Linked DNA regions of Homo sapiens: regions 2 and 3 are each linked to region 1. Evidence: chromatin loops called from intact Hi-C (ENCODE). Cell type or tissue: B cell. All regions are shown on one strand. Each heading gives the region's core, and the rest is flanking DNA. Links, peaks and the distances in the headings are about the cores only. Region 1 overlaps SUSD1 (sushi domain containing 1). Region 2 overlaps SHOC1 (shortage in chiasmata 1). Region 3 overlaps UGCG (UDP-glucose ceramide glucosyltransferase).

Region 1 (8,454 bases), core at 280-8,279:
GAAATGGGTCCTGCCTGTGCTGGAAAATATAGCTCTTTCACCTTGGGTGTGTGAGATGGGAGAGGAACCAGAACAGAGACCTTCATTACCATCCTCGGATGTCAGGAATATCCCTCCTCTGCTAGAAGCAAATGGCAAAAGAAATCCTCACATGGAGGGAAATGTGGGGAAAAGTAATGAAGGAGAATTTGCTCTGCAAAAAAAAATATTAAATGTATCATAAAATTACAGCAATTGAAATAGTAAAGTACACGCACAGGACAGACAAACAGTGAAAAAAAGCTAGACAGTCTGGAAAGAGACCCAAAGAAATGCACCAGGTGGCATGGATGGTCAGTAGTTCCAAAGGTGATAGGGAACTGGCTTACAGCTGGGGAGAAAAATTACAATGTAAATTTAGCCTCATATCAGACATCAAAATAAATTCCAAATGAACCTAAGTGGTTTTGTTTTGGTTTTGTTTGTTTGTTTGTTGTAGAAAAGTGGTCTCACTGTGTCGCCCAGGCTGGGGTGCACTGGCATGATCATAGTTCACTGCAGCTTTGAACTCCTGGACTCAAGCAGTCCTCTCTCCTCAGCCTCCTAGAGCGCTGGAATTATAGGAATGTGCCACTGTGCCCAGCCTGAAACTAAATTTTAAGTGCAAAAAAGTAGGTCAGGTGCAGTGGCTCCCACCTATAATCCTGGCTTTTTGGGAGGCCTAGGCAAAAATGATTGCTTGGGCTCAGGAGTTTGAGACCAGCCTGGGCAACATAGTAAGACCTCATCTTTACAAAAAGAAAAAATTAGCAGGGTGTGGTGACATGCACCTGTAGTCTCAGCTACTTGGGAGGCTGAGGCAGGAGGACTGCTTGAGCCCAGGAGTTTGAGGCTGCAGTAAGCTATGATTGTGCCACAGCACTCCAGCCAGGGCAACATAATGAAACTCAGTCTCAAAAAAAATTGAAAAGAAAACAAAAGAGTAAATAGCCTTGGAGTAGGAATTTGTAATATTTATCAAAATATTAATATCACTAATGAAGGTAAACTATTAAATCAACCAAAGAAAAAGGGTAGTATAAGTACAAATGTGTTAAAATGTCTCTATGTAAAACCCATCAAAATGAACAAAAAGAACCAAAAATGGAAGAAAATTTTATCTGCATCAAAACTAAGCAACGTCTCCAACTTTGTACTGCAAACTTCAAGTAAACACAAACAATTGAATTAAAACACAACTCCACCGCCCAAAAACCCAGTACAATGCTACTTTTCTGGATTTTCTATAATAAAAAGTAGGTAGAAAAATAAACACAGCATGATGGTTCTTTTCTAATCCTCAGGCACCTCTCCAGATATATCATCCCATCCAAGGCATGGTAAATTAAAATTGAAGGCAACAGAAAAAATAGTGTCTTCCACTACAAGTCATCAGCTAGATATATCTTCTCCATCAATAAAGTTATGAGACTTCACCTCCCAAGGAGAAGAAACCAATTTCTTTTCACATGTACATCCTCAGTAGGCAGCACAGGTCTTTGTACATAACCAATCGAAAAATATTTGCTAGTGACTTCTCAAGACATCTCCTTTTATTATTTATTTATTTTTATTCTTTTTTATTTCTTTCTTTCTCTTTTTTTTTTTTTTTTGTTTTTTTTTTTGAGACGGAGTCTCACTCTGTTGTCTAGGCTGGACTGCAGTGGCACAATCTCAGCTCACTGCAACTCTGCCTCCCGGGTTCAGGAGATTCTCCTGCCTCAGCCTCCCAGGTAGGTGGGATTACAAGCACCCACACCACACCCAGCTAATTTTTGTATTTTTAGTAGAGACTGGGTTTCACCATGTTGGCCAGGCTGGTCTCGAACTCACCCACCTCAGCTTCCAAAAGTGCTGGGATGGGATTACAGGCATGAGCCACCGTGCCTGGCCAACCCATCTCATTTTTAACAAATACAAGTAAATAAATAAATATTTGCTAAATTAAATTGTTACAGCTCAGCAAGCCCCTCCCCCTCTCCCAACACACACAGAAACCCTAGTTTCCAGGCTTCTGATCTAAGAATACCTTCTCATGCACGTTTTATAAAAGCTAACTTTGGCTGAGATTCAGATGCTGGTAGCAAGAGGGTCTGGGAGACACCCATCCCCACACAGCCATTTACTTGGGGGCTTGGGGTTTGTTTTGAAGCTAGAAAGCAGTTGGGAGATTTCTGGGAATGAGAGAAATACGTGGACTGTGGAAGCATGGAAGGGCAAACATGCCTCTCCTAGCGTGACCTAATGTTAGGGCTCCAGATATCAAAAGAGCCTGTGTCCACGGAAGACTTGGAAAGGAAAACAGCTGGCATGAAGGCCAGTCCCTCTGCTGACCTGTGGTACAGCTTCAGCCCCCTTGGAGCCAGGGGGGCCCCCAGGGATAAGTGTGGTACCTTGGAACCAGCCAGGGGAGATGGGTTTCTCACTGAGGACACAGGGGTACAGCATCCTTGGATGGTTTGTGGGTAACCAACCATGAAAGAGAAGCCTCGGTAAAAGAAACCAAGAGACCTAGTCCTGCACAGTCTTCCCTGAGGACATCCCATTGTGGAGGGCGGTGTCAGAGGCAGGGGCAGGGAGGATCAGGGCAGTCCTGGCTGGACCTCTCTGATAAAGTGACAATCTGATAAATGCCTGGGACACTCCTGTGTTTTCTGTTGTTTTCCTAACCGTCTGAAAAAGTACTTTCCTTTTTCTTGTTATGAATACAATGAGAGATGGGAAATTTCTTGAAGAAGTTGCCAGCCTTGGTACTGAAGACATGGGAATAAATAATTTCCTTTTCATCTTTTCTTCCCTTTGCTCCTCCAGCATGCTTGGTTCCATAATAAACATTCCATCTCAAATGATCACCATGTTGTGTAAGACAAGTGGTCTGGTTTATCTCCACATTTACGTATGTATTGGCTTTCTCACGCTCACTCTCTCTCTCTCTCTTTCTCTCTCTTCCCCACCCCGCCCCCACCCACCCCCATCCTCCTCTCTCTGGTTTCCTCTTTCTCTCTCTATATAAGAAAATGTTGCCTACAAAGCTTTTAGACTTAGCAAGAAAATAGCATACTCAGCTGGACAGTGGCTCATGCCTGTAATCCCAGCACTTTGAGAGGCTAAGGGCAGGCAGATCACTTGAGGTCAGGAGTTTGAGACCAGCCTGGACAACATGGCAAAACCTCATCTCTACTAAAAATATATTTTTAAAATTAGACGGGGCTGGTGATGTGTGCCTGTAATTCCCGCTACTTGGGAGGTCGGGGCATGAGAATCGCTTGAACCTGGGAGGCAGAGGTTGCAGTGAGTCGAGATCACACCACTGCGTAAGCAACAGAGCAAGCCTGGGCAACAGAGCAAGACTGTCTCAAAAAAAGAAAGGGAAAGGGAAAGGAAGGGAAGGAGGCCAGTGCAGTGGCTCACACCTGTGATCCCAGCACTTTGGGAGGCCGAAGTGGGCGGATCACTTAAGGCCAGGAGTTCAAGATCAGCCTGGCCAACATGGTGAAACCCCATCTCTACTAAACATATAAAATTAGCCAAGCGTGGTGGCACACACCTGTAATCCCAGCTACTTGGGAGGCTGAGACATAAGAATCACTTGAACTCAGGAGGTGGAGGTTGCAGTGAGCTCAGATCACGCCACTGCACTCCAGCCTGGGTGACAGAGCGAAATTCTGTCTCAAAACAAAAAAAAAGAAAAAGAAAATAGCACACTCAACATGTGGATGCTCTTCTGACTCTTTGGGGCCTGCATCAAGGATGAAAGTTTGTTCCTCACCCTGTCCTAAAGGGGATGCGTGCCGTGGGGCTATCCTGAAGAATTCAGTTCAATGTGCCGTCTGCAGCCTATCAGCCAAGAGTCAGAAACACCGTGAGGCCACAGCTCCATCTCACCCACCCCCTCGCCAGCCCCTGCTTTCCTGCATTCACCGAAACACTTGCCTCTGTCCCTCAACATTCCTAGAACCTTCACTGTCCTCTGAGGTCAGCGATGTATTTAAAGCACTTGTTTTCATCCTGTTCCCATCAGTAAGATTTAACGTAAGACACTCAGAAGGGAAATTCCACTCTCTTTCCTTCTGGGAAATGAGCAGCTACATTGTCCAGACCCAAATCCTTAGCCTAACACATCTGCCAAAATTCAAAAGTTCATGATTTTACCGAAATAAGGCCACACACTTCTTAGGAAACCACGAGTATCTCTGCACATCAACACATAAGCTTCTCTTTTTTCCTCCTTTTATAAAAGAAAGGGGTTGGTTTTTTTTTTTTTTTAACTCTTTCATAAGATCAAAGCAACTTGATTTTTTTATGCTTCTTTAAAATTACGAGTCCTTTAAAGTGGGTAGAGTTGGAAAATAGGCATCTCAATGAACATTAAACAGCTCAACAATGTCCCCTGGTGGCCATGAGCACAGAGAGAGGGAACTTGAGCCACTAAAGCTCTATTCAGCCTACCAAACAAGGAGTAAGTGTCTCATCAAGATGAAACCCCCTCCCCTTTACTCAAAAAAATATGCAACGGTCCTTCAAACCAGAAAAGCACAGCATCCAAATATGAGAAAGACCACAGAGTAGGAAATGGAGATGGAGTCGCTATTCATTTTAATAAGTCACCACAGAAAGAAATGCCCAGACTGAACACCACTTGTCTCTCCAGCCCAAAATGTGGGGAATTCTTTCTGGTAGCCAGAATTCATTGCCTAACCAGACATCTCCTCAACACCAATACCACCCACTGGCTGTTATTTTAAAATTTTGGGCTGTTATGCTATCTATCAGTACCATTCTTACCCACTGAGGGTTGAATGTAAAACATACAGACAAAAATCACTGTCTTCAGGAAGCTCCTATTTTAGTGGGAGAGAAAGAAAATAAAAAAAAAATAAGTTTTTAGAAAACAAGCTCTAGGCTGGGCACAGAGACTCATGCCTATAATCTCAGCACTTTGGGAGGTGAGATGGGAGGATCACTTGAGGCCAGAAGTTCAAGACCAGCCTAGGCAACATAGGGAGACCCTCATCTCTACAAAAAATAAAAACAAAAAAATCCCTTTTGTAATTAGCCAGGCATGGTGGTGAGCGCCTATAGTCCCAGCTACTCAGCAGGCTGAGGCAGAAGGATTGCTACAGCCCAGGGGCTCAAGGCTGCAGTGAGTTATGATTGCACCACTGCACTCCAGCCTGGGTGACAGAGTGAGACCCTATCTCTAAAAACTAATAATTAATATTTTTTATTAATATGAAGCTCTATGAAGAAATTGAAGCAGGGTAAGTAGATACAGAGTACTAGCGTGGAGGCTGGTGATGGCAGTTGAGCAGGCACCTGAACAACTATGGAGAAGCCATATGTTGACAGTGTCCCAGGAAGTGTGAACTGCAGATGGAAAAGTCTGGAGGCTGGAAAAACTTTGACCCATTGAAGGAACTGCAAGAAGGCCAGGGAGACAGCTGATGCTTAATGGGAAAGGAGGAGAGCAGGGGGAGATGAATTAGAAGTAGGCAGGGGCCAGATGACATGTCCTATGATGAGGAACTTGGATTCCATTCTAACTTTAATGGAAACTCACTGGAGAGTTTTGAGCTGGTGCTGACATGTTCCCAAATGCATTTTTAAAAGATCACTCTGAGTGCTGAGTGATCTTTTGAAAGTTATGGTGAAGACTAAGACTAAGGTCCAGGGTGGGAGGTATATAGGCAAGAGAAAACCAGTTTGAAAACTACAGCAGGAATCCAAGCAAGAGGTGGCTGTCTTGGATTAGGGTAGTTGTGGAAAAGGCACAGGTGGGGAGAAGTGGTGGAATTCAGAATATATTTCAGACAGCAAGCCAACAGGGCTTGTTGACAGATTAGAAATTTGGGGATGGGATAGAACCAATTAGGACTTGTTTTTGGTCTGAACAATTGGGTGAACAGAAATTCCAATAACAGACAGAAAGTAACAGATAGAAACAGAGAAGCCTGGGTGGAAACCGATTTGGGGGCGAGGGCAGAGGTGAGAAATCACAAGTTCCGTTTGATTTGCGTATTAGATGTTCAATAGGACATGTGTAGAAGTTGGGTGGATATAGGAGTCTGGTGCTCAAAGGAGAGGCTGGGACTAGAAATTGATCTTTGGAAATCCTCTGCATATAGGTAATAGTTATAGCCATAAGACTGGTTGAGATCACCTAAGCAGAAAGGGTAGATAATGAAGAAAAGGAGGCTGAAGAGGGGTCATAAAAGTAGATGGAGCTAGCAAAGAAGACTGAGAGGGGACAGCAAGGCAGAAGGAACCAAAACTAAGGGAGAGGGGGTTTCAAGAGGGAGGGAGTGTCAACGCTATCGAAGAAATCAGATAAGAACAAAACTGGCCATTGGATTTGGCAAGACGGAGATCAAACGAAGAGCCTTTCAGTAAAGCAATGAAGACGTATGTTTCCCACGTGGGATGAGTGAAAGTGAGAACAGGAGGTAGGGCTGTGGAGCCTACAGAACAGCCATTTCTTTCAAGGAGTTTTTATAGAAAGGGGCAGAGAGAAGGCAAAGTAGCTGAAGACAAATATGGGCTCAAAGAAGGTCTGCTCATTTTTTCTTTCTTTTCGTTCACAAGGAGGATGTTGCAACATGCTAGGCAATGCTGGGGATAATTCTGTATTGAGGGGAAGTGCTGATCAGGGAAGAAGGGATGGGATCTAAGGCACAAGTTGAGGGGATGGCAGCCTTACACACGAGCAGGGACAGGAAGGGAGGCAGAACAGGATGCAAGGAGGAACGGCAGGGCTGAGCGTGGGAAGTCCTCACCTGACTACTTCTAATTTCTCAGTGAAATAAGAATCAAGAAGCTAATATGCTTAGTATTTGCTCAGAGCATGTGTGAAGTGGGGGTCACAGATGTGAAGAGGGAGGAGAAAATGAGTGGAAAGTGAATTTACTGGGGCCCTATAGCCGGAGGACTACAATCATTGTCCCCTGATAGTAATCTACTTTTTTTTTTTTTTTTTTTTTTTTTTTTTTGAGATGGAGTTTTGCTCTTGTTGCCTAGGCTGGAGTGCGATCTCAGATCAACACAACCTCCACCTCCTGGGTTCAAGCAATTCTCCTGCCTCAGCCTCCCGAGTAGCTGGGATTACAGGCACCTGACACCACACCCAGCTAATTTTTGTATTCTTAGTAGAGGTGGGGTTTCACCACGTCAGCCAGGCTGATCTCGAAATGATCCTCACATGATCAACCCTCCTCAGCTTCCCAAAGTGCTGGGATTACAGGTTTGAGCCACTGTGCCTAGCTAGTAATCTACTCTTAAAGTACTTGCAACAGGATGCCAACTAAATATTCCTGAGAAAGAAAGAGCCACAAGCATTTTTTGTTTAAGTATAAAGTATTTTAAATGCTTTAAATATCCAGAAGCTATACAACCAACACCATGGATGGACACACTACCCACATTTCATCAATGCTGACATTTTGTTTCAGGTATCTTCCCCCTCCCCCTCCCCACAGACCTCCCCTGTGGTTATTAGGTATCTTTTTAAAAATAAAACATAACAGGCTGGGCGCAGTGGCTTACACCTGTAATCCCAGCACTTTGGGAGGCCGAGGCAGGTGGATTGCTTGAGCCCAGGAGTTCGAGACCAGCCTAGGCAACATAGTGAAACCCCGTCTCTACAAAAAATACAGAAATTAGCCAGGCATGGTGGCCTATACAACTATAATCCCAGCTACTCAAGAGGCTGAGGCAGGAGGATCATTTAAGCCCAGGTCAAGGCTGCAGTGAGCCATGATCGTGCCTCTGCACTCCAGCCTGGGCGACAGAGCAAGACCCTGCCTCAAAAAAAGAAAAAAGAATGAAACATAACAGTCACAGAGGCGCCTTAAGGCACCTCTCCAATTCCATGTCCTTCCTCCTCTCCCTGTTAAAGTTCATTATATAATGATAAAAAGCAACAGTGTTCCTCTTTATCAGGACCTATGAACAATTCTGTGGTAACTTTGTTAATCCAAATGCTGTTATTCAAGATTTACCTGTTATCTGGGTTGTCAGGGAGATGACCACAGGAAGTTCCGAAGACAGAGCCCGGAGACTGACATTGTAGTTGGTACCCGGACGTAGGTCCAAGCACACCTCGGGATCTCGGCTGCTGCTACTGATATTAAAGGTCATTTCCTGGGCAAATTCCTTCTGATACCATCTCTGGCCCCAAATGTGGAACTGAAACATAAAAAAGCTCACTGGGTGAATGGTTGGCCTAAAAGGCTTTAGATGCCTTGAAACCTCCCCTTTTCCTTTTTCTTTCTCTTTTTTTTTTTTTTTTTTTGAGATGGGGGCCTCACTCTGTCACCCATGCTGGAGTGCAGTGGCATGACCTCGGCTCACTGCAGCCTCAACCTCCCAGGCTCAAGTGATCCTCCCTCCTCAGCCTCCCAAGTAACTGGGACCACAGATGCATGCCACCACATCCAGCTA
Region 2 (8,000 bases), core at 1-8,000, 310 kb before region 1:
AAGCTCCGCCTCCTGGGTTCACGCCATTCTCCTGCCTCAGCCTCCCGAGTAGCTGGGACTACAGGCGCCCACCACTATGCCTGGCTAATTTTTTGTATTTTTAGTAGAGACAGAGTTTCACCATGTTAGCCAGGATGGTCTCGATCTCCTGACCTCGTGATCTGCCCACCTCGGCCTCCCAAAGTGCTGGGATCACAGGCGTGAGCCACCGCGCCCGGCCAAAAAATGTTTTTTTAAAGTAGCTTTGTGAACGCATCTAATCAATATGGGCCTAGATTTCTGAGCTTGTCCAGCTGCAAAAAGTTATTGCAATCGCAATAGCTAGAATTCTTTACATACTGATATTATGACCATTTTGTGTGCTATTGAAACTAAATGCATCTTTGAGAAGTTTGGCCTTTAATATGCAAAAGATGCTATCATCCTTGTTAAACACTGGCAGAAAACTAAAATTCAGTCTTGGACCCTCTATATTCTTACTCTTGCAATATTCTCATTAGCTCAAGTACTATTTTTTGTGTATAACTCACAAATCAATATTTCTAGTTCAGGTGTCAATTTTTAAACTAGACATGACTACTTAATTTCCTATACCAGGTATATTGATTACAATTATTGGAAGAGATTTTAAAGTTCCCTATGACTGGCCTGCACACCAGACCAATTTATCAGAATATATCTCAGGCTTCAACATTTTTTTTTAACTATTCAGGTAATTCCAACATACAGCCAAGGCTGAGAACCACTATTTAGAAGTAAATTTGACTTCTTAATTGATACATGTTCATTCCATTATAAAATCTTTTTAATTTGACAATTGTAGACAATGTATATTACACAAATTTTACAAAAATGTGCCTCACTACTTTTACTAAAATATTATTGAAAGCCAGTATTACAACCTCATTTAAACATATTGTATCTTCTAGTTTCTCTTGACAAAAGTTCACTTTATCCATACAAAAATCTTCTTTCACAAAAGCTTCCAAAGTTTCTTGAAGAGAGAAACATTCCCTTAAAAAAAAATACATTAATTAGTGTTTACTAAAAGCAAGTTACATACTAAATGTAGCCAACCAAAACACATAATCATTAAAATTAAAGTTGAGGTAAAACGATGATAAAAGTTATTGGCCGGGTGCAGTGGCTCACGCCTGTAATCCCAGCACTTTGGGAGGCCGAGGCGGGTGGATCACCTGAGGTCAGGAGTTCAAGACCAGCCTGGCCAACATGGTGAAACCATGTCTCTACTAAAAATACAAAAATTAGCTGGGCACAGTGGCGCACGCCTGTAGTCTCAGCAAGGCTGAGGCAGGAGAATCGCATGTGCCCAGGAGGCGGAGGTTGCAGTGAGCCGAGATTGCGCCATTGTACTCCAGCCTGGGCGACAGAGCAAGACTCATCTCAAAACAAAACAAAAAAAAACATTGTTGATAACATCTAAGCTTGTGATCATACTAAAACATTTTCACCTCTTAAAAATATTTACAGCATTGGTCAATTAAGTAAGTACCTGGAAAAATTAGCTTCTGTGAAGATCTGTCCTTTGAAATCTAAAAGAGGATCCTTTACCAAAAACAGTTTTAGTCTACTCAAGAGAGTAGGCAAAGTTGGTAGGTGTTTTCTACTACTTACAAAAAGTATTCCTTTATCATCAATAAATAAATCTGAAAAGAAATAAGAAATATAAAGGAATAAGAAAAAAACAAAAAGTTATCCAAAGAGATCTAGATAGTTAATGTAATCAGTCATTAGATACAGCTGGGTTTTTCAATCACATTTTAAACTCTGTAGCTCTTCATTGTACTGTGCATATAGAGCATGTAGCATAGTTCTGGAACAAAGGCAAAAGTACAATAAATTTTAGTATTATCTAGGACACCGAGGAATAGCCAAATATCCCAAAAGAGCTGTAACGGCTAATACTTTATCAATAAAGATTAATCAATGGAGGAAAATATCTTATGGACTTACACTTCAAAATAGCCAGGCGTAGCCTAAGCAAAATTTTAAAGAAATAGAAGTATTTGACTTCTGCTGACCTTGGTCTTCTCTGCATCATTTTACCTCTTAATATCTCCAATTCATCCCCCAGAGTCTCTGACATGTAGGGAATGGAGATGGTCTACAGTGCCTACAAATGAGACTGATTCTATTATTCTTAAGTTATTCACATGGTTGCTATAAAATTATTTACAGTGAAAGTTTTAAGCAAAGAATCTACTTGAGGAGTATGATATAGCTTATGTATTAAGAAACACTACTGCTAACAGTTAATTTCTGGAATAAATTTCTCCTCTCGGTCTCCACCCTGCCTTGTCTGGGTTTCTTTAGAATCTTGGCTAGCTGTCTAACAGCTTTAACAGTTTCTAAGTCACAGGAAGGAACATAAACTTGCCCCCAATTCTTCAATAAGTTTTTGAGTAGAAAGAGAAAAAGAAAAATATAAGCTCAGATGAAGAACTACTCAAAAAGCCAAGTTCCCAAAAAAGAAAGCCATCCTGAAGGGAGAGCAATGGTTTCTCATCCTGGGTATTGACTTTTCGGTTAAGTGACGCTGAATGGCATAAGAAAAGAATAGTACGGAGTTTTCAGGTAGTAATGTCTCCCACGGTTAACTACATAATTGGTATGCAGGCAGCAAGGGAACATCCCTTTGCTTGGTGCTAACTTGATATGCCTTAAGAGAACTTGTGGTATGAACTAGCTTCCTAAAAGAGATTTATCTGAACTTAAGTTCCTGACAATCTCATGGCCAAAAGCTTCCCATGACACACCAAAGGAAGTTAGTCAATCAATTCCATGTCTAAGGAGGGCTTATCTGAGACAGTTAAATATGGTTTACTGGTATAATCCATTCTGTAAGTATTAATGAAATCACATTAATAGTAAAAACCCAAACAGCATTAATTTATATCCTATATCCACCTTCTGCTTCTAAACAGATCCTCCAGCCATCTTCCCTATCTACAGCCTCATTCTGGATATTTCTGGAACTAAATGGCTGACATCTGAAGTCAGTTATATGGTCTTGTTTTCCATCCACCCTTTTTTGATGAAACCACTTGAGGGCAGCATCACACCACAACTAATATTCTTTGTAATTCTACCAAGGTTGTTTATAGCAAGAGTGCCACTTCCTTACTTTCTTTGAGTTATACAGCATGCCCTGGAGTTCTTATTTTACTACAGCTAATACATGTACTATACAGATATAAGGAGACTGTTTTCTTCTATTGTAGAGGAATATTAAATTGTCACCAGGAAACAAAATTTTGGCTAGTTAACTATGAAAAGAAGCAGAAAAAGGTCTACTAATATGAAAGAAGAGAGGTTTATTCTTTACAAAGGACACTTTTGTCTCCCTAGAAAATTCAAGATAATGAAATGAAAACAAAAGAGTTCACTAAGTTATCTGATAAAAATTATACAATTAATGTTTTTTTTTAATATATAAAAACTTGGTCATAAAAATTAATGGAAAAAACATAAAAATACCAATTTGTGAACTATCAAGGACTAAACATAAAAATATTCAGAAAGTATATGCAGGAAATGATAGAACTTTATTGAAGATCATTTTTTTAAAAATTTGAAAAAAAGGCAAGATAAAAAACACTTTCCTAGCTAGAAAGACTAACTATGGTAAAATTTTAAAGGATCCCATTACCATTTCAAGAGGTCTGTTTTAGAACTTGGAAAAGTGATTACAAAGTAAATCTGGAAGAATATAGTTATGAGAGTAGAAAAAAGTAATAAAATAGGAGATTATTTATATATTATAATTATACATTTAATAGTTAAAATTATATGATACTGACACAATAATAGGCAAAATAGATCATAATAGAAAATCCAGAAATGAATTCTAATGTGGTTAAGGATTTAATATATAATGTGAGTGGCATTTCTAATCAGTGGGAAAGAAAGGACTATTTCATAAATGATATTGGGGCAATTATCAAAAACACTTGGAAAAAGATTTTTATTCCTACTTTTAAACATACATCAAAATCTAAAATAAAACTAGGCACCTTCAGCTGGGCCTGGTGGCTCATGCCTGTAATCCCAGCACTTTGGGAGGCTGAAGTGGGCAGATCACTGGATGTCAGAAGTTCGAGACCAGCCTGGCCTACATGGCGAAACCCCCTCTCTACTAAAAATACAAAAATTAGCCGGGCTTGGTGGTGGGGACCTGTAATCCCAGCTACTCGGGAGGCTGAGGCAGGAGAATCACTTGAACCTGGGAGGTGGAGGTTGCAGTTAGCTGAGATCACACCACTGCACTCCAGCCTGGGCCACAGAGCAAGACTCCATCTTAGAACAAAAAACAAACAAACAAACAAACCTCATGCACCTTCAAGAAAATACAAACAAGTATTTATCTAATTAAGAAAGAATTTTCTAAGTATAAAAGGAATGAAAGAAACCATAAAAGAAAACAATTGGCAGAATTGGTTAGGTTCAAGTTAAATATATTTGGAGTTAATACCTTTACATATAAAGATAAAATATATGTCAAAATATAAACAAAAGAGAAAATCATTTCACAAAACAAAAAGATGCAGATGGCCAATAAAGACCAGTAATTCTATTAATTTACTTTTTTATGCCCAGCTTGTCAATAACAGAGATCACCAGTAATTTTAAAGATGTAAGTAAAAATATAATTTTTTTGCCCATCACATTGGTTTAAATGTATTACCACAACATCAGCAGTAATATATTCAATGATGATAATACTGGCATAAACAGGGCATTCTCATACCATACTAGTGGACATATAGCTAAAAAAGCACTTATACTAAATAGATCAATTTCTAGGAATTCATGCCAAGGAAATAATTGGAAATAAGAATACATATTTATATACATATTTGAAATTAAAAACATTAGTGGTCTCAAATTTGGAAATGTGTGATATGTACATAAGATTAAAAACTGCAGTCATTAAAAGCCATGCTTTTGTCTAGCACGGTGGCTCACACCTGTAATCCCAGCACTTTGGAAGGCTGAGGTGGGAGGATTGCTTGAGCCTAGAAGTTTGAGACCAGCCTGGACAACATAGGGACATCTTGTCTCTACAAAAAAATTAAAAATTAGTCAGGCATGGTGGCACAGCTATGGTCTCAGCTACTTAGGAGGCTAAGACAGGAGGATCACTTGAGCCCGGGGGTTTCAAGGCTGCAGTGAGCTGTGATTGCACCACTATACTCCAGCCTGAGAAACAGAGTCTCAATTTAAAAAAAAAGAAAGAAAGAAAAAGAAAAAGACACGCTTTTGTGGAAAAATCAAGCATAAAATAAAATATTCCCAAGATCATGTTAATATTTAAAAATAATATCATGTATATATAGTATGATCACAATAGTAAAACAATTTATCTTTGAATTATAGAATTATGAGTTTTTAGTAAAGGGACATTCTATATATTTAAGATGTAGATATCTTAACCTATGTAGAAAAACATAAAATTCAATCCTCATTCATGATTAAAAGCTGTTATCAAACTAGGAACAGAAGGAATCTTCCTCAACCCACTAAAGGAAATGCTTCTAATATTTCACCATTGAAAATGACATACACATGAAATGTTAGAAGCATTTTCTTTACCATCAGAAATAAGATAGCAACCATCATGCTTCTACCGAACAAAGTTCTAGCGGTTTTAGTCAGTATAGTCAGACAAAAAAAAAAGATTAAATATTGCAAAGGAAGAAACAGCCATCATTCACAGACAATATGATTATATATACTAGAATTAGTTATTGGAATTACTATGACAGTTTAAGAGGTAGATAAATATGATAACACTATAAAAATCAACTGCCTTTTGTTATATACAAGCAATAAACAAACTTATATTAGAAATATAAATAGTAATGGCAGCTAAAATAGAGTACTTATGGATAAATCTTGGATACATAACCTATTTCTGAAGAAAATAAAAAATATATAAAAAATAAATGATATATAAAATCTTTATGAAGAAAAATTTTAAACTTTTTTGAAATACATTAAAGACCTCAATAAATGAACAATAGGAGATTCAGGAGAGAGAACAAGAGAAAATTATCATCAAAGAAATAATTCTAGAAAATATCTTAAAATTGAAGTGCATAAAAGTATCTACATGGAAGGATACACCATGTATCCAGCCTAATATATAACAATAGACCCACAAAGCACACGCCATTGTGAAATTTCATAACACTGGAAGAAAAATATCATTAAAATTTTCAGGATGAAAAGATCTTATAAAAAATATTTAGGAATCAGAATGGCATTGGACTTCTCAACAGCAATATTGGAAGCTAGAATCGAATGGAACAATGCCTTTGAAATTCTGAGAAAAAAATATAATCTGGAATCTATAACTAGTCAAACTATCAATTAAATGTGAGGATAGAATTAAGACTTTTTGGATATGGAAGATTAAAAAAAATTTACTACCTACATTCCTATTCTCAGGAGGCTGTGAGTGGAAGTACTGTACTAAAAGGAACGAAAAAACTGACTAAACTGGCAGCTACAAGGTTGAAGAAACAGGAGGCCCAATACAAGAAAGAAGTGAACAGAATCCTCAGGGATGATGGTGATAACGACTTGTTCTAGAACTAAAATCCCCAAAGATAAAACTATTGGTACACTTGATGCTTCAGTGTATTAAGAGGAGATTTAGACAAACAGGGGAGAGTTTCAGGATCAAGTTCTATGTACTAAATACATAGAAAACAAAACAAAACAAAAAAACAGAAAACAAGCATTAACACGGAGTACAGTAATCTCCTCTTATCTGAGGTTTCAGTTACCCACAGTCAACTGCAGTCCAAAAATACTATATTGAATGGAAAATTCCAGAAATAGACAATTTATGCCTTAAATTGCACGGTGTTGTGAGTGGCATGATGAAACCTAGTGCCATCCTGTTCAGTCCCACCAAAATGTGAATGATCCTTTTGTCCACTGTTTCCACACTGATATGCCACCTATTCATTTGTCACTTAGTAGCTGTCTCAGTTATCAGAACGATTGTCCCTGTATTGCAGTTCTTGTGTTCAAATAACCTTTGTTTTACTTAATTCTCCAATTTTATTGTTAGCTATTTATTGCTGTTAATCTCTTACTGTGCTTAATTTACAAATTAAAATTTATCATTGGTATGTATGTATAAGACAAAACATTGTATATACTGTATAGGGTTTGGTACTATCAGTGATTTCATGCATCCACTGGTATTTTGCAATGTATCCACTGTGGATAAGGGGGGACTATTGTACAATAAAGAAATTATTGAATAACACAATACTATTTTCAGCTACAAATAGTATTTATGCATTCATAATTCTGTAAATACAGAATACTGATCTAACCAAAGTTATAACTACATTGGGAGAGTAGACCATAGGAAGTATGGGGGGAACGTGGTAGTGAGGGTATAAAAGATTGAGGACAGCAACATCTTTATTTTCATGGTGAGAGGTCAATATATAAGGTCTAAAACTAAAAACATCAGGAAATAGCAGTATAAGCATGTCATGCAGATAAACAAATGACAAAAGGAATATAGTTTCTTTTAAAACTGTTTCAAAGAGTTAAAAGTGGTTGCCTCTAGAGAGTGAAAAAATAAGGGGTGGTTGATGAAGTCAGGAAATTACTGCTTTTAAGAAAAGTGTTGGCCATGCACGGTGGCTCACGCCTGTAATCCCAGCACTTTGGGAGGCCAAGATGGGCAGATCACCTAAGGTCAGGAGTTCGAGACCAGCCAGGCCAAAATGGCGAAACTCTATCTCTACTAAAAATATAAAAATTAGCTGGACATGGTGGCGCATGCCTATAATCCTAGCTACCTGGGAGGCTGAGGCGGGAGAATCACTTGAACCCGGGAGGCAGAGGTTGCTGTGAGCCGAGATCACGCCACTGCACTCCAGCCTGGGCAACAGAGCAAGACTCCGTCTCAAAAAAAAAAAAAAGTGTTATACAACCATTTTAATTGATGG
Region 3 (8,454 bases), core at 158-8,157, 150 kb before region 1:
CACTGCACTCCAACCTGGGTGACAGTGAGACTCTGTCTCAAAAAAAAAAAAAAAGTTGGGTTGTTAATGGAAATTTAGGGGTTCAGTTCAGGATTTTATAAATCTGGCTGCATGTCAGATCACCCCAGAGATTCTGACTCAAAAGTCTAAAATAGGGTCCAATTCTCTTTTTAAAATAAATGCCCCAGGGTGATTTTTTTTTTTTTTTTTTTTTTTTTTGAGGCAGGGTCTCACTCTGTTTCCCAGGCTGAAATGTAGTGGCGCAGTCTTCGGCTCACTGCAGCCTCAACCTCCTGGGCTCAAGCAATCCTCCCACCTCAGCCTCCCAAGTAGCTGGGACCACAGGCATGCCTCACCATGCCCAGCTAATTTTAAAAATTTTTTGTAGAGACAGGGCCTCGCCTTTTTGCCCAGGCTCCTCTCGAGCACCTAGGCTCTAGCAGTCTTCCCACCTTGACCTCCCAAAGTGCTGGGATTACAGGCATGAGCCACCGTGCCCAGCCCCAGGGTAATTTTGTCACAGCTGGGCAAGTGTTAAGAAATGCCTTTCTTAATTTACTGTTAAAAATCTAAACATAGCACTGGGCAAAATAAAGTTGTAGGTATTTTCATAGTTACAAGGCTAAGCATGCATTTCAAGATCGTAAATGTCCATTCAAATCAAATTCTGTTTTGTTTCAAAAAGTTATGAAACAAAAAAGGGTAATCTTACTTTGTCCTTTTCATGTGATGAATTTGGAAGGGCCCTTTAAATTTATTATAATGGGATTTTATATGAAATTTGTTGCACCTTCATGAAATAATATTAAGTATAGAGACAAAGCTTCTAGAGAGAGGTTGTGTTTATTTTGCTTCCTTTTGATGTCACTTTTTACTCTGCTAGGCACCCTGTGAGCAGTTAGTAAATCTTCAGTAGTGATGGCCATGGACAAGCTTGAGATCCAGTTAATGGAGATTAACTAGGAGATTCCTATCTGGGAATGGCAAGACTGCAGTTGTGGGCACTGCCAGTCTCTTCCTTATTTATTCTGCTTGCAGATAGGCTCCTAATTAGAAGCTTCACTCCATTAAAGCAACACTTGTTATCATAAGTGTTTGCATCCATTGTGAATGCTCTCTTTTAAAACTTTGCATAATACAGTTGCTTGTTTTTTCCTGTGCTTTTTGTTCAATCAATACATGCTAGTAAGTGCTTATTTTTTTAAAGAATTTAATTTACATACAATGCTTTTTGACTAGTATGAAGTGCTCCTTTGTGTACAAGATCATGATGATCCAGCCATTGATGTATGTAAGAAGCTTCTTGGAAAATATCCAAATGTTGATGCTAGATTGTTTATAGGTAAGTAACAAATTCTGTAGTAACCATTTTCCATTGATAGTATTAAGTATCAGTAATCTCTGCATTGAACTGAAGATTAAGGTGTTAGCCATGTTTGTTTTAAACATGTTTGTTGGAGTACTGAGAGGTGTTTACGTCCTTTTGAGAAAAGTTATAAAAACAAAGGTTTTTTTTTTTCATATCTGAGATGAACAAAATCACACACAAAATAATATTTTTCCCATTAATCAGACATGAGGGTCTGTTATTTTTTGTTTCTTCAATATTTTAAATGTGTGGCCTTTTCTGTATCTTACTGACTATAATTGGAGTGAATGATAGAATTCACTTTTATTACATTACAAGAAGGGTATTTTTCCAAAAGCCTACAGGCTTATTTGAAAGACTTGTAGAGGTGTGTTTGCCATTAGTGTTTTTTTTTTTTTAACATAGAGCTGATGTGGTCTCTCTAAAAAACCAGTAAGTCGTATAAAATGATATCAGATCTTTGCTATTTGAAGATCGGGCAATGATTTAAATTTTTTATTAGCTTAAAATGCAAATTTGAAAATTAATATAAGTGTAGCATGCCTACGAATTAATCAGGACCATTACAAATCTATCAGCTCATGGTCAGAGATGCTCATTCTTCACATGTGCTATCTTAAATTATTTACTGTCATATATTTATGGGGTTTTTTTGGTTTTTTTTTTCTTTGATACGAATTTTTTGCTCTTATCACCCGGGCTGGAGTGCAATGGCACAATTTCAGCTCAGTGCAACCCCTTCCACCTGGGTTCAAGCAATTCTCCTGCTTCAGCCTCCTGAGCAGCTGGGATCACAGGCGTGCATCACCACGCCCAGCTAATTTTTTTGTATTTTTAGCAGAGACAGGGTTTCACCACGTCAGGCTGGTCTCGAACTGCTGACCTCAGGTGATCCACCTGCCTCGGCCTCCCAAAGTGCTGGGATTATAGCCTCCCCAGTAGCTGGGATTACAGTCAGGCACCACCACGCTCAGCTAATTTTTTTGTATTTTTAATAGAGATGGGGTTTCGCCATGTCATACTGGTCTCGAAGTCCTGACCTCAGGTGATCCACCCCCCTCGACCTCCCAAAGTGCTGGGATTACAGGCGTGAGCCCATGGTGCCTGGCCATGTGTGTTTACATTTAATAAACCTTTATTAAATATAATCTTACTGTATTTATGAATTTATACTGTTTTAATTATAGCTTCAAAATAACGCCTGTAGCTTTTTCCCTTAGGATTATTTTTTAAATTGACAAATAAAATTTGTATATATTTTTGGTGTACAGCACGATGTTTTGAAATATATATATATGTACACATTGTGGAATAGCTAAATTAAGTTAATTAACATATGCATTACCACACATATTTATTCATGGTGGGAAATCTCTCTTAGCAGTTTTCAAGTAAACAACATGTTGTTATATACTTTCTCATGTACTTATACTTTATTTGTGGTGAGAAATCTACTCTTAGTCATTTTCAAGTATACCATACATTGTTGTTACCTATAGTTGCCATGTTGTACAATTGCCATTAAATATTGACTCATACTTAACTACTAAGGCAAGGACTTAAGAATTAGAAAAAGTGAAACAGTGAATTTTCAAAGATAAATGATACAGTTTTCCTTTTGAGAATGGACAGTTTTTTCCTAAATATATTATTATGAATAATAGAGAATGTTAAATAATATGAAAGTATGTTTAATTATTAAATATGCAAGTATTCTCATTTCTATCATGTATCTTTATACTATAAAATATTTTTAATGTTGCATAAATCTTTTACTACTGTACCTTTACATTTTTAGGTGGCAAAAAAGTTGGCATTAATCCTAAAATTAATAATTTAATGCCAGGATATGAAGTTGCAAAGTATGATCTTATATGGATTTGTGATAGTGGAATAAGAGGTGAGGTTTTTTTCTTATTTATTTTATAAAACTATTAATTTGAAGATAAAATGCTAAAAGCAATCTCAGATACATTCATGAGTTCTTTTTATTTGCCTAAAAGAGTAATTTATTTCATCATCATTTCATGGTAATATGTCCAGTTATGCTTACTAAGATTTTGATTTTTTTAATCCTAAACTAGAATGTTACATGTATTAAAATGTTTTCATTTTGAAGAGAAAATTTCAACCATTAAATTAAAAATGGTTGTGGTTCATTATATAATCTGCAAGCTTTCCCATGGGTGTAACTTTTCCCTTGTTTGCCTGACACTTATCTTTAATGTGTTTCGGCTTGCGTAATACACCGTCTCACAAAGGGACAGAAATTAATAGGTGCATATTTTACTAAAACACATACACTTATCGGACTATACACATGACTTTTTACTTAAATGATTTTAGCAAGAAGCCTTTCATATACTGAAATTATAACTTGCATTTTCGAACACTCATAATAGTTTCAGTGTTCTATAATATTTTCTTATATTCTAATTGCCTTAAGCTTCTCAACCCCAATACTGTTCACATTTTAGGCTTTGTTGTGGGAGCTGTCTTGTAGGATGTTTAGCAGCATGCCTGGTCTCTACCATGAGATGCCAGTAGTACCCCCTTCTCAGTAGTAAAAGCAAAAATATCTTCAGATGTTGCCGGATGTCCCCTGTGGGGCAGAATTGCCCCCAGTTGAGAAGCACTGACCTAGAATGAGTATTTAAGGTCCAAATACAACTTTTCTTTATACGGTAGATTTAGTTCTTAAAGACTTGGAGGAAATGAAAAATAAGGTCATGTAAAAATGATATGAGATGTTTGCTAAAGATTGGGCAATAATTTAAATTTTTTATTAGCTTAAAATGCAAATTAGAAAATGAACATAAATGTTGCACTCCTATGAGTTAATCAAGACCATTACAGATCTATCAGCTGGTCAGAGATGATGTTCATTCTTCATATTTGCTATCTTAAATTATTTACTATCATATGTTTTTCAGTGTACAGATCTCTGTTCAATATAATCACGTTCCATTCCTGTGTGGAAATCTGATACTCACAGAGAAAATAGTCTCATTTCCTATGGTTGGAGAGTAGAGAAGCCAGCACGAGAACTGAGGTCCTTTAGCCTCTGCTCCTGAGCCTTTTCCACTAGGACAGATTGTCCTTATTCCAAATTAGAAGTTCCAACAGGGGGTAACTTTTTCAAAGTATATTCTGCCTCTGGTACATAGTAGGTATATACTGGGCTAAAAAATGTATAAATTAGCTTTCGAGAATTAGGCCCTTTTGAAATTTTGTATTCTCCTCAGAAAGGTGGTTGAGATTCATTTTATTAGATCCATATGTTTAAAATAATGTATTTTATTAAGAATGTAATAACAATTCACAAAATATATTTTATATTAATGGGCATTCTACTAAAAACAAATTTTCTTTTCTCCCCCTCTCTGCCTTTTTTTTAAATTGTAGTAATTCCAGATACGCTTACTGACATGGTGAATCAAATGACAGAAAAAGTAGGCTTGGTTCACGGGCTGCCTTACGTAGCAGACAGACAGGGCTTTGCTGCCACCTTAGAGCAGGTGAGTATGGTGGTTATAAATCATGTTCATAGTATCAGACCCCTCATTTCCCAGAAGCTTGAGACTATGGGAGCTGGAATTAGGTATCTCAAGTTAACTGTATTAAGTCCATTTGGGAACCTGCTGTGTTCTAGAAGCCCTGAGTTGAGAGCAGCTGTTTTCATTAGTGAGGAAATTCTTGGGACCCTGACTGTACCCTGGCAGTGAACAGCTGTGCGCAGGAAATGCCTGCGGTCTTATTGCCAGCTGAACACAGTCTAACCTCTTGCCTTGTAGTATTCACTTCCTGTTCTAGAGTTCAGTTCTTTATATTGTTCTTTCAAACATTCGATCTGAAAAGAACCGCTGGCCCCCTCCCCCCAGCCTTTTTTTTTTTTTTTTTTTTTTTTTTTTTGCGACAGAGCCTTGCTCTGTTGCCCAGGCTGGAGTGCAGTGGCACGATCTCGGCTCACTGCAACCTCCACTTCCCAGGTTCAAACGATTCTTCTGCCTCAGCCTCCCAAGTAGCTGGGATTTCAGGTGTGCTACCACACCTGGCTAACTTTTGTATTTTTAGTAGAAATGGGGTTTCACCGTGTTGGCCAGGCCGGCCTCAAACTCCTGACCTCAAGTGATCTGCCTGCCTCAGCCTCCCAAAGTGCTGGGATTACGGGCATGAGCCACTGCGCCCAGCCCTCAAAAGAACCTTTTTAAAATACCACAAAGTATTTCAAATATACACAAAAGAAAATGTATTCATACAAGTCCTTATAAAACCTATTTGATGTCCTTTTAAAACATATTTCTAATAATTACCTGAGAAACTTATGTTTTCATTTTATTTTTTCTCCAACTTAGAAATAGTAACATCCATAGGAAACTATAAATAATGGAAAAGTATAAGATGCAAAAAAACAAAAACCAACAACCTAGAACCCTAACAATTACAGGAAGTTTATGGGGTTTTTTTGTTTTTTTTGTTTTGTTTTTTTTTTAGATGGAGTCTCGCTCTGTCGCCCAGGCTGGAGTGCAGTGGCGCGATCTCGGCTCACTGCAAGCTCCGCCTCCCGGGTTCACGCCATTCTCCTGCCTCAGCCTCCTGAGTAGCTGGGACTACAGGTGCCCGCCACCATGCCTGGCTAATTTTTTGTATTTTTGATAGAGACAGGTTTTCACCGTGTTAGCCAGGATGGTCTCGATCTCCTGACCTCGTGATCCACCCTCCTCTGCCTCCCAAAGTGCTGGGATTACAGGCGTGAGCCACCACGCCCGGCAGGAAGTTTCTGGTTTTAAAAATAAACATTGTATCATTTGGACACTTTGGAGTCTTTATTTCCCCCACCACCCCCTTCTGGGCCCTTTAGAAAACATTGTTGAGATAGTATTCTAAAAATAATCTGTATCTTATTTTTGTGACTTTGTAAGCTTTTCCCATATCATTAATAGCTTTTCATAAAAGTAATTTTTATTGGCTGTATCATAGGCCATCGTATGTGTGTCCTATGCTTGAGTTAATCATTCCTGTACTGTTAAACATTTGGGAGGAAAAATTTGTTGTAATGTTATAAGGACAGATATGTGATTTCAGTCTTTAAATATGTCAACTTGCTCTTAAGCATATCTGCATTTATATTCTTTTGAATTGCAGTCTTATGATTGCCACATATCTGAAGGGGTAAAGGTACATTGTGGGAACTTGCATCTGGCCTTTGGCAGTTTGAACCATGAGCTCTTTCTTAATATTGGCTGTAAATATATTTGTCCTACTGCAAGAAATTGTTAGTCTTAAATACCAGAATTTTTGTTTAGAAAAAGAAACTGAGTAGCCACTTTAAAATAAAATACAATGTGTTCTAGTATACCAAATTGTATTTTTGTCTTAGAAATATCCAAATTGATACAGATGTCAATAACATCTCTGTGATGTGTATGTCAATAAACATCTCCCAGAATACACCCATTGCCTTAGTGTAGGTTTAATCTCTGGAAGTCACTCTGCCATACTTAGAATTAATCATTCTCAACTGTAAAGAGCACATTCAGCTCAGTGACTAACATCTCATTCCTAAGACCTCAATAACTACTAAGGAATTAAGATATGTGCCTCTGTTCTTAGAAGTCAGGTTCAGTTCAGTCCCACAAACACTAGGGCTTCACTGGAGTCTGGGTTCAGGGTAGGTAGCAAGAATCATAATCATAATTGCCCCTTAGAATTCTCTTGCTCTGCACTGTGTGTGTAACTCCTAAGAAAGATGACTACTCTTTATTTCAGGCTAATTAGAAAAGGCAACATATCTGAGGTGTAAATAATAAATAGGATTTTATGTCTACTAAGTAGGGTAATAACAGTCCTTTTCTACCATTGATTTATCAGCGTATATATCTTATGACTTCAGAGTATATGCAGAGAAATGGCAGTAGCGGATGAGAGAATTTTAGTATCCCCGTTATGAAAAATACATTGAAAAAAATGGAGAAATTGGGAAGAATCTTAGTGACTAAGGGAGAGGGAGCAGCTAGCTACAAAAGGATGCAAGAAAAGGAATTAAGAAATAGGATTGTGTCCCCTCCCCACCCCCCACCCCCCAAAAAAATAGGATTGTCCCGAAGGTTGATATACCTATGGGTGGTGTGTGTATGCATGCATGTATATATACACACATATACGTAACATACAAATATGTATATTGATCCCAGTAAAGTAGATGTGTGTGTATATTTACATGAACACCCTAAAAACAAGATACATTGAATATTTGTTAATATTTTATATATCAATGAGTGATATTTTTACCTTATTTTGTATCTAAATTAAGTTTTATTTGGATGCATTTTTAGCTTACTAACTGTGCTTGCTCTATGAAAGCAATATTGTCTACCACTTTTTATTCAGGTAGTCTACGTAAGAATAATAAGATATTCACTCAATCATACTTATAAAAAAACCATTGGGAAAAACAGTTCGTGAACACCATGCTTTTAACATGAAATTCTAATCATACACGTTTGTGGTTTTTTGGGCAGGTATATTTTGGAACTTCACATCCAAGATACTATATCTCTGCCAATGTAACTGGTTTCAAATGTGTGACAGGAATGTCTTGTTTAATGAGAAAAGATGTGTTGGATCAAGCAGGAGGACTTATAGCTTTTGCTCAGTACATTGCCGAAGATTACTTTATGGCCAAAGCGATAGCTGACCGGTAAGACAACTAAATGAAGCCATAGTATTTTTATTACCTAACTTCTGTTGGTTTATTCTTTTTGTTCAACCTATAGATTAGGGCTTTTTAATTTAATTTTATTTTTTTTGCTAGTAAGTACAGAATAGGTCAATAATTTTATTATTTTGTTTGTTTTTGAGACAGAGTCTTGCTCTGTCACCTAGGCTGGAGTGCAGTGGCGCGATCTTGGCTCACTGTAGCCTCTGCCTCCCGGGTTCAGGTGATTCTCATGCCTCAGCCACCAGAGCACCTGGGACTACAGGCATGTACCACCATGCACACTAATTTTTGTATTTTTAGTAGAGATGGGGTTTCTTCATGTTGGCCAGGCTGGTCTTGAACTCCTGAACTCAAGTGATCTGCC

What was found. Peaks named below come from ENCODE experiments on the same cell type or tissue, not always from the same donor. Only the 100,000 strongest peaks of a DNase experiment are listed, where the experiment ranks them.
Region 2: it touches region 1 in a loop (23-fold over the local background); 99 of 110 quality-filtered maps call a loop at or near these places.
Region 3: it touches region 1 in a loop (7-fold over the local background); 11 of 110 quality-filtered maps call a loop at or near these places.

What each region holds. Positions count from the first base shown.
Region 1 is chr9:112,070,526-112,078,979 of GRCh38, forward strand. SUSD1 (sushi domain containing 1) reads right to left here. Exons shown (of 17, transcript NM_022486.5): 12 at 8,013-8,199. Among named protein-coding and RNA genes, the nearest start is that of LINC02977, 34 kb to the left of the region's middle. RefSeq lists enhancers at 3,191-3,360, 6,566-6,665. In B cell, for the core only: CTCF peaks have their summits at 4,398 (motif pointing left) and 4,597; DNase peaks (open chromatin) are centred at 4,406 and 8,096; H3K4me3 peaks cover 794 bases; H3K27ac peaks cover 562 bases.
Region 2 is chr9:111,757,182-111,765,181 of GRCh38, forward strand. It overlaps SHOC1 (shortage in chiasmata 1), which reads right to left. Exons shown (of 28, transcript NM_001378211.1): 6 at 1,514-1,667; 7 at 903-1,014. Among named protein-coding and RNA genes, the nearest start is that of SHOC1, 34 kb to the right of the region's middle. In B cell, for the core only: CTCF peaks have their summits at 3,047 (motif pointing right) and 3,255; a DNase peak (open chromatin) is centred at 3,080.
Region 3 is chr9:111,921,610-111,930,063 of GRCh38, forward strand. It overlaps UGCG (UDP-glucose ceramide glucosyltransferase), which reads left to right. Exons shown (of 9, transcript NM_003358.3): 3 at 1,240-1,342; 4 at 3,168-3,269; 5 at 4,775-4,887; 6 at 7,891-8,069. Among named protein-coding and RNA genes, the nearest start is that of MIR4668, 6.3 kb to the right of the region's middle. RefSeq lists a silencer at 5,029-5,188. In B cell, for the core only: no CTCF peak of the experiment used is centred there; a DNase peak (open chromatin) is centred at 5,132; H3K27ac peaks cover 2,784 bases.